Regions from separate parts of the Homo sapiens genome. Here region 2 is linked to region 1. The links are chromatin contacts, found by Hi-C or POLR2A ChIA-PET in ENCODE. All regions are on one chromosome and are shown on one strand. The core of a region is the stretch at or near the end of the contact, and the rest is flanking DNA. Distances in the headings are between cores, read along the strand shown. Region 1 overlaps CLEC16A (C-type lectin domain containing 16A). Region 2 overlaps LOC105371082 (a long non-coding RNA gene).

Evidence for each region. A loop is a pair of places that touch in the nucleus more often than their neighbours do. ChIA-PET counts read pairs that join two places held with the same protein, here RNA polymerase II (POLR2A). Pooled maps may share reads with other maps.
Region 2: a pooled map shows a loop between it and region 1 (5-fold over the local background). The contact joins two enhancer-like sites. A Hi-C loop is called at or near these places in 7 of 37 single-sample maps with no recorded cell type and 5 of 50 pooled maps. POLR2A ChIA-PET finds 5 or more read pairs at or near these places in 3 of 52 experiments (AG04450, CD4-positive, alpha-beta T cell and activated CD4-positive, alpha-beta T cell).

Annotation. Positions count from the first base shown.
Region 1 is chr16:11,170,987-11,177,081 of GRCh38, forward strand. All of the region lies in intron 23 of CLEC16A (C-type lectin domain containing 16A), which reads left to right. Among named protein-coding and RNA genes, the nearest start is that of SOCS1, 82 kb to the right of the region's middle. RefSeq lists an enhancer at 3,188-3,701. Within about 2 kb of position 4,456, at least 2 of the 41 ENCODE cell types and tissues checked have a DNase peak (open chromatin) inside an H3K27ac peak, as active enhancers do.
Region 2 is chr16:11,327,282-11,333,087 of GRCh38, forward strand. The region is part of intron 1 of LOC105371082 (a long non-coding RNA gene); the gene reads left to right. Among named protein-coding and RNA genes, the nearest start is that of RMI2, 15 kb to the right of the region's middle. RefSeq lists enhancers at 65-124, 215-284, 345-404, 1,295-1,344, 1,403-2,182. Within about 2 kb of position 1,375, at least 20 of the 41 ENCODE cell types and tissues checked have a DNase peak (open chromatin) inside an H3K27ac peak, as active enhancers do.

The sequences.
Region 1 (6,095 bases), core at 3,206-5,705:
GGGTCTCACATGAGGCCACCAGGGTCCCAAACCACATCTCCTAGAGACCAGTGGATTCCTTTTGCCCATCTCCCTGGGGTCTGCCTGTACATTCTGTCTTCCCAAATGCAGACGGGCCGTGGGCAGGGGGGAGGACACTTTTGAGGAACATTCCCCATGCCCATCAGGGCCGCGGCCTATAGCCCAGCGGTAGCTTCAGGCCCAGTACAGGTGAGGGCCTCTCAGCTGGAAGGGGGAAGGGGACAGCCCCGAGGGGTCACTGACTCCCTGGTCACCCAGAGGCTCCCTCCGTGTGCAGCACCTGCCTCTGAGCCTCCTTCGCACGCCAGAGGCAGAGCTATGGGTGCCCTGGAGTGGCTCTTTCAGTGCTGGCCCCAGACCAAAGGGAGAGTCAACACCGAACTCCCTGATGACCCGAGCAACTGTGCCCCAGGGCACTTTAATGGCCAGTCCTTTTGAGAAGTGTGGTGAGATCCTCCAGTGCTCTGTGGGGAGAGCCCGACACCCTCCCCACGAAGTGTCCAGGAGCCAGGCATCTTGTCGCCCACACATCCAGCAGAGCTATCCTGGCAGGCCTCAGCCAGCCCCTAGTGAGAAAATTGCAGGGTTGGAATCAGCATTTTTTCCCCTTAAACATTTTATGGTTTTGAGAAGCTGAACTTGCAAAGAATATACAGCGGGAAAGTGAAAAAAGACCCAATTTTAGAACCACATGTGGGGCCACAGGAAAACGTTAGAAATATCTTCTGGTATACCACTGTGCACCCACACAGTGACACTTCTGCATACACACAGTCACACATGCCAATGCGCATGTTCATACAGCCACACATACAAATGTGCATGCATAGTCACACTCCCACACAGTCACACACATGCCAGGGCACATACACACTCACACATACAAATGTGCATACATAGTCACACACACCAGTACACATACACACTCACACATACAAGTGTGCATGCATAGTCACACTCCCACACATACACAATCACACACATACCAGGGCATACACACACTCACACTTACAAATGTGCATGCATAGTCACACTCCCACACACATACATGCACACAGTCACACACATGCCACTGCACATGCTCACATACACAAATTTGCATGCATAGTCACACACACATACACAGTCACACATGCCACTGCACATGCTCACACAGTCACACATATACAAATGGACTTACATAGTCACACTCACATACACAGCCACATTCACATACATGCACACACTCATACAGTCACACGCATACAAATGTATGTACGTGGTCACACACACATACCTGCACCTACACATACACACTCACACATAGATGCACACAGTCACATACACACACACACTCTGAGTGAGATGCCGATAGGAAAACCATCTCCTCAGATAAGAACTCTGACCTACAGTGAGTTCCTTAAATAGCCCACTCACACCTCTGAGCTCCAGATTAGTTGGAGTTCACATACATTCCAAGTGAACTACCTTGGGGAAGACAGAAAACTGTTTGATCAAAAATGAGGACAGTGTGAATGTCAGCCTGCTTATTTATTTATTTTTAATTTGGGGGAGCACATAGTAGGTGTAATTAAACATTCATTTTTAAAAAACAAAAACGGCCAAGTGCAGTGGCTCATGCCTGTAATTCCAGCACTTTGGGAGGCTGAGGCGGGTGGATCATGTGAGGTCAGGAGTTCGAGACCAGCCTGGCCAACATGGTGAACCCCCATCTCTACTAAAAATACAAAAATTAGCCAGGCGTGGTGGTAGGCGTCTGTAATCCCAGCTACTCGGGAGGCTGAGGCAGAAGAATTGCTTGAACCCGGGAGGCAGAGGTTGCAGTGAGCCGAGATCATGCCACTGTACTCCAGCCTGGGCAACAGAGCGGGACTCTGTCTCAAAACAAACAAACAAACAAAACCACATTGGGTTATGAGTCATGGCCACCTTGATTGTCCCCTGAGGTTTTATAGAAAGAAAGACAGGTCTGGCTGCTGTTGACGGCCCAGTGCAGGGAGCTTCCCCGGCTTCCCTCCCATCTGGACCCACCCCTGTGCCTGTGTCCAAGAGAGCCCCCTTCACCCCACCACACCTCCCATTTGGGCCAACTGAGAGTCAGATGACCTGAAACCCACCCACATGCCACTCAACTCGGTCACCACTGTCCCGCTGGAGTTTTAAGGACAGAAACCCCAAGTAAGATATCGTCCCTTTTCTCAGTTTTCTCTGTGGCATCATCCTTTTTTATTGTGGTAACATACGGGTAACATAAACTACCATTTTCGCCGTTTTTCAGTGTATAGTCCAGTGGCATCTAAGGACCTTCACATTGTAGTGCTCTATGGCGTCACATTCAAGCTGTGTGCTCACCCGCCTTCATCTCCGAGAGTGTGGTTTCTCCCTTCGCAGTGAGATGCTCCCGACGTTTTTATTTCAGCCAATTAGAAGCCCCACTCGGCCACCTGGCACCTGGTCTCCGCTCTCCTGCTGTGGTTCAGTCTTGATTTTTCAAAGGCACGGGTCACCAAGTCGCTGCCCAGTTAGGTGGCTGAGGGAGAGGCTCGTGGAGAGGCTCGTGGAGCGCCTCGAGCATCTGAGCTTTCTCAGGACTCGGAGCTGTGCTGTTGGCGTCAGCGTGTGACACCAAGAACCTCCTCACTTGGGGTCAGAAATCTGCTTGATTCACTTAGCTGGTTTGATGCCAGTCCTCCAGCCACACACCCTGCCCTCCTCACACTGTCCTGAGGATGCCGGGTTTTCGTGTCCTGACTCCTGGGCCATGTCTAAAACTGACAGGTGATTCTGTTCTTCCGTCCCCTGAGGCTTCCGACCAAGACCAGATGTTGCGGATGAACCCATCTTTCCTTTCCAACAGGACTCCACCTTCTCTGCCCCTAACCCGGTTAAGTTGCACGAGTGAACAATTTGGTTCTCAGCGATCCCGACCCTGCCTCATCCTGGGGGTTGCATGGGGGGTGTCTTCTCTGCATGGGGGGCCAGCGCCCCATGCACCGGTGGCCACAAGCCCATGCTGGGCACTGCCCCACGACCCTCGCCCCTCGTCAGTGCTCAGCGTCCGCTGCTGCTCAGTGTCCCCTCCATGTCGCCTCTGCCGTCCCATTGTTAAAGGCTTTCTATGATCTGTCGCTGTGTTTTCCCTCTAGTCAGGAGTGGCAGGAAAGGACGCCGACGAGTGTTCAGCCTGTCGGAGGCCGACAGTCATGGCGGCCACTGGGTTTAGTGCTCCGAACGGCAGCTGCCACGGCACCTCACGCACAGTCAATTCAGGCAGGTCTCCCCTGTGAGCCGCTCGGGCCGCGACGTCCACTCGCCACGCTGCATTTCCACAGTCGGCAGGGTCCGCGCTGGCAAGGTGGGCCAAGCTGGGCCTGAGCACAGAGCCATTTGCCAAGGCGGCACTTCCCCATTTTCCCCCAAAGTTGGTTCTCCCTGCTCCCTGTCTGGCCTCACCTCATGTGAAGACCAGATCCCCGGCCCTTGACCTTCGCGACAGTCCTTCACCTTCGCGACAGTCCTTCTGAGCCAGACCTGTACAGCCTGGAAACGCTGTCCTTCTCTGTGACATGTGCACCAGTGTCAGGCTCGGCCCGGGCCAGAAGCAGATGCTCCTGCCAAGTCCCCCAGGGGTCCCCCCAGTTTAGGCCATGGGGGTTGGGCGGCAGTTGGCTGGCAAAGTGAGAATTTGTAGAAAGCAACCAAGAAGTCTCCTCATTTCTTTTTTCCTTTCTTCCCCTAGTCTTGATCTAAGATAAGTGGCAAATTCAGTCCTGTTTTGACCGGAAGCCAAGAGCCATTTCCCTCATAGACACATGGATGGATGTGGCCCCACCATCTCCCTTTCTGAGTGGCACCCACACAGCAGTGAGGCTGATCCATGGGCCACCACCCAGCAGCCTGGCTCGCTGTCGGGGCCATCCCTGCTGCCTCCCCTATGACGCTTCTTCTGTGGTTTCTGATGCGCTTTTCTCCATTGGCCGTTGCGCTTGTCTGCTGGGAGCCTTTGCCTTCTTTTGTGTTGAAATCCTATTTTCTCTGAGCTTTGCCCTCCACTTGCTCTACAGGTACCATCCTTTTCTTCCCCACAACACTCAGCCCCACCTTTTCCCAGCCCAGCACAACAAATCCAAGTTTTTGCTGGAAGTCACCATTTGCTTGACAAGGATGTGTTAAGGCCCCACCCTAGGCCTGCAGATCAGTTTCTGAGGTGCTGGCCAGGCACATGGGGGACCTGCTGCCTTGGTGTCCTCACTGGCCACAGCCACGGGATGTCTGTCCGCTGCTTATGGAAACGTGGCCTTCCTGAATGTCCCATTACCCCCTCGGCTCTGTCTCCCCAGCCCGTGGCCAGGAAGTCAGACTTTTCTCCAAATCCCTCATTTCCTGAGCCTGGCCTCAACTTGTGGCCCTAGAGTTCAAAAACACCAGCAGGCATGAAGCCAAGGCTTCACCAGTAACTTTTGCAGCTCAGCACTTGACTAGAAAAAAGTGTCCTCACTGGGTAATTTTCCCCCCAATGAAAACCTGGCAGAGTTCTCCTTTTTCACCTGCCTTGGTTGGATACCCTTGTAGATCAAGTTCAGGAAGCAGTTCTTAAACAACAACAAGGCCATGTCATAGGTGATGGGTAAGAAGAGGTTATTTTTTCCCTATTTAAAAAGAGGCTACTTTTAGCGGGGAAACCAACCCTTTTAATAAAAATTGTTGGTCCTTTTCCTGAAGAAGAAATCAGTTCTGTGCGCATGCTATTGTTAGTTGGTTTGCTCTTTTTGATATATTTGCCTACAAGGTTTCCACATCCCTGATTATTCTCATAACCAAACACCCCATTAAGGAGCAGGGAACGAAGTTGGCCAGCTTCTTTGAATATCTGCATGCAAATGCAGACTTGAGCAAAGAGAGAAAACACTTACATCGAAATTTTAAGAAAACGTGAAGGTAACGCTTGGCTACTTTGTCTCCAGATGGTAGGACAGTGCCATTTGGGGAATTAGTCATTTCTAAACTGCCTCCTCAGCAGCAAAATTTATGTGTGGATCCACATGTGTGTGAGTTTGTCACAGGTCTGCTCATGCCCATTCGAAGCAAGGGCAGAGGCCACCAGAGCAGGTGAGCACTGCTCAGGGAACCACAGGTTCTGAGGAACAGCAGGCAGATCGTGCTAGGTCAGGGCGCACGCCTGAGCTGAAACCAGCCCAGCACCGCAAGCCATCCTTACTGAATGGAGCAAATCAGTTGAAATTCAAAGAAACCAGAATTCGCATGTAGTGTTTACTCAGCATTTCTGGGCTCAGATCACACCTCAAATCACTTTTTCCACTAGTGTTCACCGATGCCCATTGCCACCCTCCCAGAGCGAGGACCAAAGCCTCATGCAGTGGTTTCCTCTAGATCTCTCTCTCTCTCTCTCTCTTTTAAAAAAGACATTAGGAAGAAATTAATTGGGCTGGGCACGGTGGTTCACACCTGTGCACATCCCAGCACTTTAAGAGGCCAAAGCAGAAGGATTGCTTGAGCCCAGGAGTTCCATACCAGCCTGGGCAACGTAATGAGACCCCGTCTCTACAAAAAACTTTAAAAATTAGCCAGGTGTGGTGACACGGGCCTGTAGTCCCAGCTACTCAGGAGGCCGAAGCAGGAGGATCACTTGAGTCCAGAAGGTTGAGGCTGCAGTGAGCTATGATCATGCCACTGCACTCCAGCCTGGGTGACAGAGTGAGACCCTGTCTCAAAAAAACAAAAGAAATGAAATGAATTGTGACCTTTTAGAGTTCATCTTGCCCAGAGTCTTGTGGGGAGAAATGCCGGTGTGTGCTTTGAAATCCAGTCTGTCTCTCGTGCTTTCGCTCCGTGATGGGAGCTCTCTTCCTCTCCCTCTTCCCTTTCTATATGCTGCCTGCTTTTATTTCGTTCTTTGTTTTTCCATTATTTTGCTTTATGTTCCATTTGCTCTTCTGTTTTATTTTGGCCTGACTTAAAAGAGAAAATAAAAAACTAAACTGGAATCACGTTGAACAAAAAAAAATTCTACCATGCTTCCCGGGTCCCAGGCTGCTGTCAGACTCTTAGCTCGA
Region 2 (5,806 bases), core at 125-2,624, 150 kb after region 1:
GTGGGGTGGGCGGCACGGGAGAAAGGGAGTCTAGCCAGCTCCGGCTGGGTGCCCTGGCTCAAACCATCCTTGCCTCAGGCAAGGACACCTGCATGGACCCAGTCGCTCAAGTCCCAAACCAAGTCCATCCTTGAGTTCTGTCTTTGTCTCCCCTCATCGGGCCGTGGGGAGTAGAGTGAAACCGCAGCTGCAGCCTCCTGGCTAGTCTCTCCACTCCTCTGCCCCCACAGCCCAGTCTCCACGCGGCGGCCAGGGGCGTCTACTGAAAACGAAAATCAGGTCATGTCTCTCTCTTTCTCTTTCTCTCTCTCTTTTTTTTTTTTTGAGATGGAATCTCCCTCTGTTGCGCAGGCTGGAGTGCAACCACCTCCCGGGCTCAAGTGATTCTCCTGCCCCAGCCTCTCAAGTAGATGGGTTTATAGGCCACCCACTACCACGCCCGGCTAATTTTTGTATTTTTGGTAGAGACGGGGTTTTGACATGTTGGCCAGGCTGGTTTCCTGACCTCAAGTGATCCTCCCACTTTGGCATCCTAAAGTGCTGAGATTACAGATGTGAGCCACTGTGCCCAGCCTCCTCTCTCTGTCTCTCCCCACCCCTCCCCTCAAAAATGCGCATTCCTGGTACATTTAAAGCAAAATCCAAATTCCTTTAAGTGGCCTGTGAGTCTCTACCTGATCTTGCCTCACCGACCTCTTGACTGCATCACTGACTGCTCCCCCATCACTGCGCACCCATACTGGCCTTTCTGTTCCTCATACACACAGGGTCGCTCCCGCTGCAGGGCCTTAGCATTCGCCATTCCCTCTGGTGGGAGTGGCCCTTCCCCAGCCCACCAGCCCCTTCTGTCATTCAGGTCTCAGCTGAGGGAGCCTGTGCAGATAAGCCCCTCTCCCCACCCCTCCTGGTTTATTTTCTTCATCTGCATGTGCTTAGCACCCGAAATTGTCTCTTGCTCTCTCCCCATCCTTCACCAGATTATAAACTCCATAAAAGCAGGGTCTTTTGTTGGTTTTGTTCACCGCTGCATCCCAGGCATTCAGTGAGCACTTGTTGAGTGAAGAAATCAGACTCAGTCTTCCCCTCTGTAAAATGGGACCACATCAAACCTCCTGGCAGGGTAGTGGTGTGGCTCAGAGGTAACGTTTGTACACAGTTGGACTTCTTCCCTACTGGCCCAAGGACTTACCTGGCCACCCCTCCTGGAACCCAGCCTCCTCCAGCTCCCCCAAGCCCTCTGCCTTGGGAGCGGACACCTTAGCAGAAGGGCCGTCCTCCAGACCCTTTGCAGCCAGGCCTCTCTGCTCACAGATCCCTGAGGACATCCGGAGGTTGGTGCCCAGAGCCTAGCCCCAGGCTCATGCAAATTCTGTCTTCCAGTTCAGCAGCTGTGGCCTCCTTCACTCGGCCTTTTAAAAGAAATTCTTGGGCTGACTCACACTTCCTTTGTCTCCAGCTGGGTTCACTCAAGTGTCGCTGTTTTGCAAGGCTGAGGTTTGAGTCCCTCAGAAGCAATCTCTGATGCAGGGGCGCTGTGTGCTTCATTGAACTTCGAATGAAGGTCAGGCCCCCCAGAAAACCTCATACCAGGACAGTTGGGAAACTACCCCTCACTGGTGGTCAGGGCATTCTGGGTTGGAGAAACTGCTTTGGGGCTTTGGCAGGTGTTCATTTTGTCCATCCCCCTGCCTCCCACCTAACCCCATCCCAAACTCACTCAAAAAAATGCCCCTACTGCCCTGGGGGGTGCATTTCAACGTCTCATGTACCCCGCTTTTCCTTCCTTCCCTGTGAAATCAGGCGTTTGGATTCAGCGCACTGCTCAGAAGGTTTGTTTCTTTCTGTGCAAACACGTGGAGTGATGCTCTGTCTCGATTTTCTAGAACACTTCCACTTTCACAGAATTGCGGTTATTTTGAGAAAAAGGGTCTGTTACAGGTACAACAATATACTGGTACTGGTCTGCATTTCTTGTTTCTGTCCCTGGAAGAGTTTTTATGTAAATAAAGTCACACTGCTCCAGGGGAAAGGAATTCCTGAGGAATTCCCTGGAGAGAAAGGGATGAGTGATATTTAACCCATTTTCTCCCGTCTCCAGTAGAAAGAACTGGAGCTTTGGAGGCAGGCTGATTTCAGGGTCAACCTCTTCCTGGCTGTGAGGCATTGAGTAAGTTACTTAACCTCTCAAAGGGCCTGAATTTCTTGGGGGTAGATTTAGGGCACAGTTATCCCTGGATACTATTTTTGAGGGGGGAGTCGAACCTTTTTTATTTACTTATTTTTTTTAGAGACAGGGTCTTGCTCTGTCATCCAAGCTGCAGTGCAGTGGCATGATCACAGCTCACTGCAGCCTCGACTTCCTAGGCTCAAGTGATCCTACCACCTCAGCCTCCCAAGTAGCTGGGACTACAGGCACACAACACCATGCCCAGCTAATTTTTTAATTTTTTGTAGAGACGGGGGTCTCCCTGTTACCCAGCCTGGTCTTGAACTCCTGGGCTCAAGCGATCCTCCCGCTTTGGCCTCCCAAAATGTTGGGATTATAGGCGTGAGCCTGGCCTGGAACCTATTTTTAATAAATGGAAGTGAAATTCACGTAACATAAAATTAACTAATTTGAAATGAACAATTCAGTGGTGCTTAGTACATTTACAGCGTTGTGCAACTACCACCTCTCTTTAGTTGGAAAACATTTTCATCATTCCCAAAGGAAACTCTGTATCCATTAAGCAGTCATTCTCTACTCCCTCTTCTCCTTGGTAGTTAACTTAGGTACTACTGGGCTTTCTTGACTGAAGTCCCTGAAGAAGAAACAAATATTTTCCAGCTGGGCCACCACCTGTGACAAGTTGTCATTTGCACGGGGCTGGGATTCTGTTCTGGGTATGTATGTGCCATTCTATATATATGTGTGTGTGTATATATATATATATATATATATTTTTTTTTTTTTTTTTTTTTAATGCAGAGACTCACTCTGTTGACCGGGCTGGAGTGTAGTGGCATGATCTCAGCTCATTGCTACCTCCGCCTCCCAGGTTCAAGCGATTCTCCCACCTTAGCCTCCTAAGTAGCTGGGACTACATGTGTCCACCACCATGCCTGGCTAAGTTTTGTATTTTTTGGAAGAGACAGGGTTTTGCCATGTTGGCCAGGCTAATCTCGAACTCTTGACCTCAAGTGATCCACCCACCTCAGCCTCCCAAAGTGCTGGGGTTACAGGTGTGAGCCACTGCGCCCAGCCCCCCATTCTCTAAATTTTGACACAGCTGAGAGTCATCTAACCACCACCACAACCAGTACACAAAATAATTTCATCCCTCCAAAAAATTCCCACTTGCTACCCTTTTGTCATCATCCCCTCCCCTGCTCCCAGCCCCTGACAATCACTGGTCTGTTTTCTGTCCCTAGAGTTGTAGCTATGCCCAAATGTCAGATGAATGGAATCCTGTAGATGTGTACTTTTGGGTCTGGCTTCTTTTGCCCAACACCAAGTATTTGAGATTCATCCAAGTTGCTGGTTGTATCGGTAGTCCACACCTTTTCACTGCTGAGTAGTAGTTTATGGTGTGGATGTACCACAGCTTGTTAAATTCCTCTGTTAAATTGGGTTGTCTCCAGTTTGGGGTGATGATGAATAGACTGCCCTCAACATCTATGTATAGGTTTTTGTGTGAATGTAAGTTTTCTTTTCTTTTTGACATAGGGTCTTGCTGTGTTGCCCAGGCTGGAGTGCAGTAGTGTGATCATAGCTCACTGCCCCCTTGACCTCAGGGGTTAAGTGATCCTCCCACCTCGACCTCCCAAAGTTCTAGGACTACAGGCGTGAGATGCCACACTCAGCCTTGAATCTAAGTTTTTATTTCTCTAGGTTAGACACCCAGAAGTGGAAACGCTGGGTTGTATGGTGAGCGGATGTGATTCTGCTCTGTTTGACCTGGGTAAGTTAAATCTCTGTAGACCTCAATCTCCCACTTCTGTAAAATGGGTATAAGAACAGTGCCAACTCCATTGGGTTATTGTGAGGATGAATGAGACACATAAGGCACAGAGTAAGTGCTCAATAAATGTTGCCTTTTGTTTTTGGGTTGGAATTTTTTTTTCTTTTTCTTTTTTTTTTTTTTTTTGAGACGGAGTCTCGCTCTGTCGCCCAGGCTGGAGTACAGTGGCGCAATCTCGGCTCACTGCAAACTCCGCCTCCCAGGTTCACACTATTCTCCTGCCTCAGCCTCCCGAGTAGCTGGGACTCCAGGCGCCCACCACCATGCCCGGCTATTTTTTTTGTATTTTTAGTAGGGACGGGGTTTCACCGTGTTAGCCAGGATGGTCTCGATCTCCTGACTTCGTGATCCGCCCGTCTCGGCCTCCCAAAGTGCTGGGATTACAGGCGTGAGCCACCGTGCCTGGCTGGATTGGATTTTGTTTCATCCATATCTTTGGCCATGTTTTTACCTGCAGCATGGGGGCCATTGGCCAGTGCTGTTGAAAGAGGTGGGGTATGAGGATTTCCTTGAACCCCCTTTTTAGGGCCAGAGGTTGGACTCCTGGGGAATTCATTATCAAGTCTGGCTGTAGACAGAGGTCCTCTCTGTAGAAAAAACATGAGTTAGGATGGTCCAGTCCCTTTATTCCACAGAAGGGGAAAGTGAGGCTCAGAGAGGGACAGTGTCTTGCCCAAGGCCACTCAACCAGGCAGTGGCAGAGAAACAGTTGGCTCCAGAGCTCCTGACTTGCCAGCCCCATGTACCTCCACCTTGATCCAGTAGCCAGTGTTTGTTGAATGACTGAGTGTGAATGAGTGAGAACACATTCCTAACACATTAGGAACACAGGCTCTGGAGCCAGCCTGCCAGGGTTTCATATCAGGTTCTTCCCTGCACAAGCTGTGTGATTTTGAGCACATTCTTTGACTTCTCTGAACCTCAGTTTCTTCATCTGTAAAATGGGTACAATCATTGTATCTGCTGTACAGAGTGATCAGGAGGCTTAAATGAGGTTACGTGTCCAGGCATGGTGGTTCACACCTATAATCCCAGCTCTTTGGGAGGCCGAGAGTTCCAGATCAGCCTGGCCAACATGGTGAAACCCTGTCTCTACTAAAAATACAAAAAAATTAGCTGGGCGTGGTGGCAGATGCCTGTAATCCCAGCTACTTGGGAGGCTGAGGCAGGAGAATTGCTTGAACCCGGAACAAGGAGGTTGCAGTGAGCCAAGATTGCGCCATTGCACTCCAGCCTGGGCGACAAGAGCGATACTCTGTCCGCCCCCCCCCAAAAAAAAAGATAATTTATGCAAAGACTTAAAACAGTGTCAGGCACACAGTAAGTGCTGAATTAAAGCTAACTTTCGCCAGGCGCAGTGGCTCAAACCTGTAATCTCAGCACTTTGGGAGAGTAGGGAAGGAGGATCGCTTGAGCCCCAGAGTTTGAGACGAGTCTGGGCAGCTAGTGATGACCCCATGTTTACAAATAATTTAAAAATTAGCCAGGTGTGGTGGCATGCAGCTGTGGTCCCTGCTACTCAGTAGGCTGAGGCAGGAGGACTACCTGGGCCCAGGAAGTCGAGGCTGCAGTGAGCTATGATCATGCCACTGCACTCCAGCTTGGGCCACAGAGCAAGACTCTATCTTAAGATAATTTTTAATGAAATTAATGACAAGGACATGGTGGGGGGCTGCAAACAGATGTTTCCACAGGGAGTGCACAGTCCTGCCAGTGACGGAGCAGGTCTCCTTCTTGGTTTATTGAAAAGTCGAGGAAAATGTGGATAATTCATGTCCAGGGACCTGTAGCCAACAGAAAAAAGC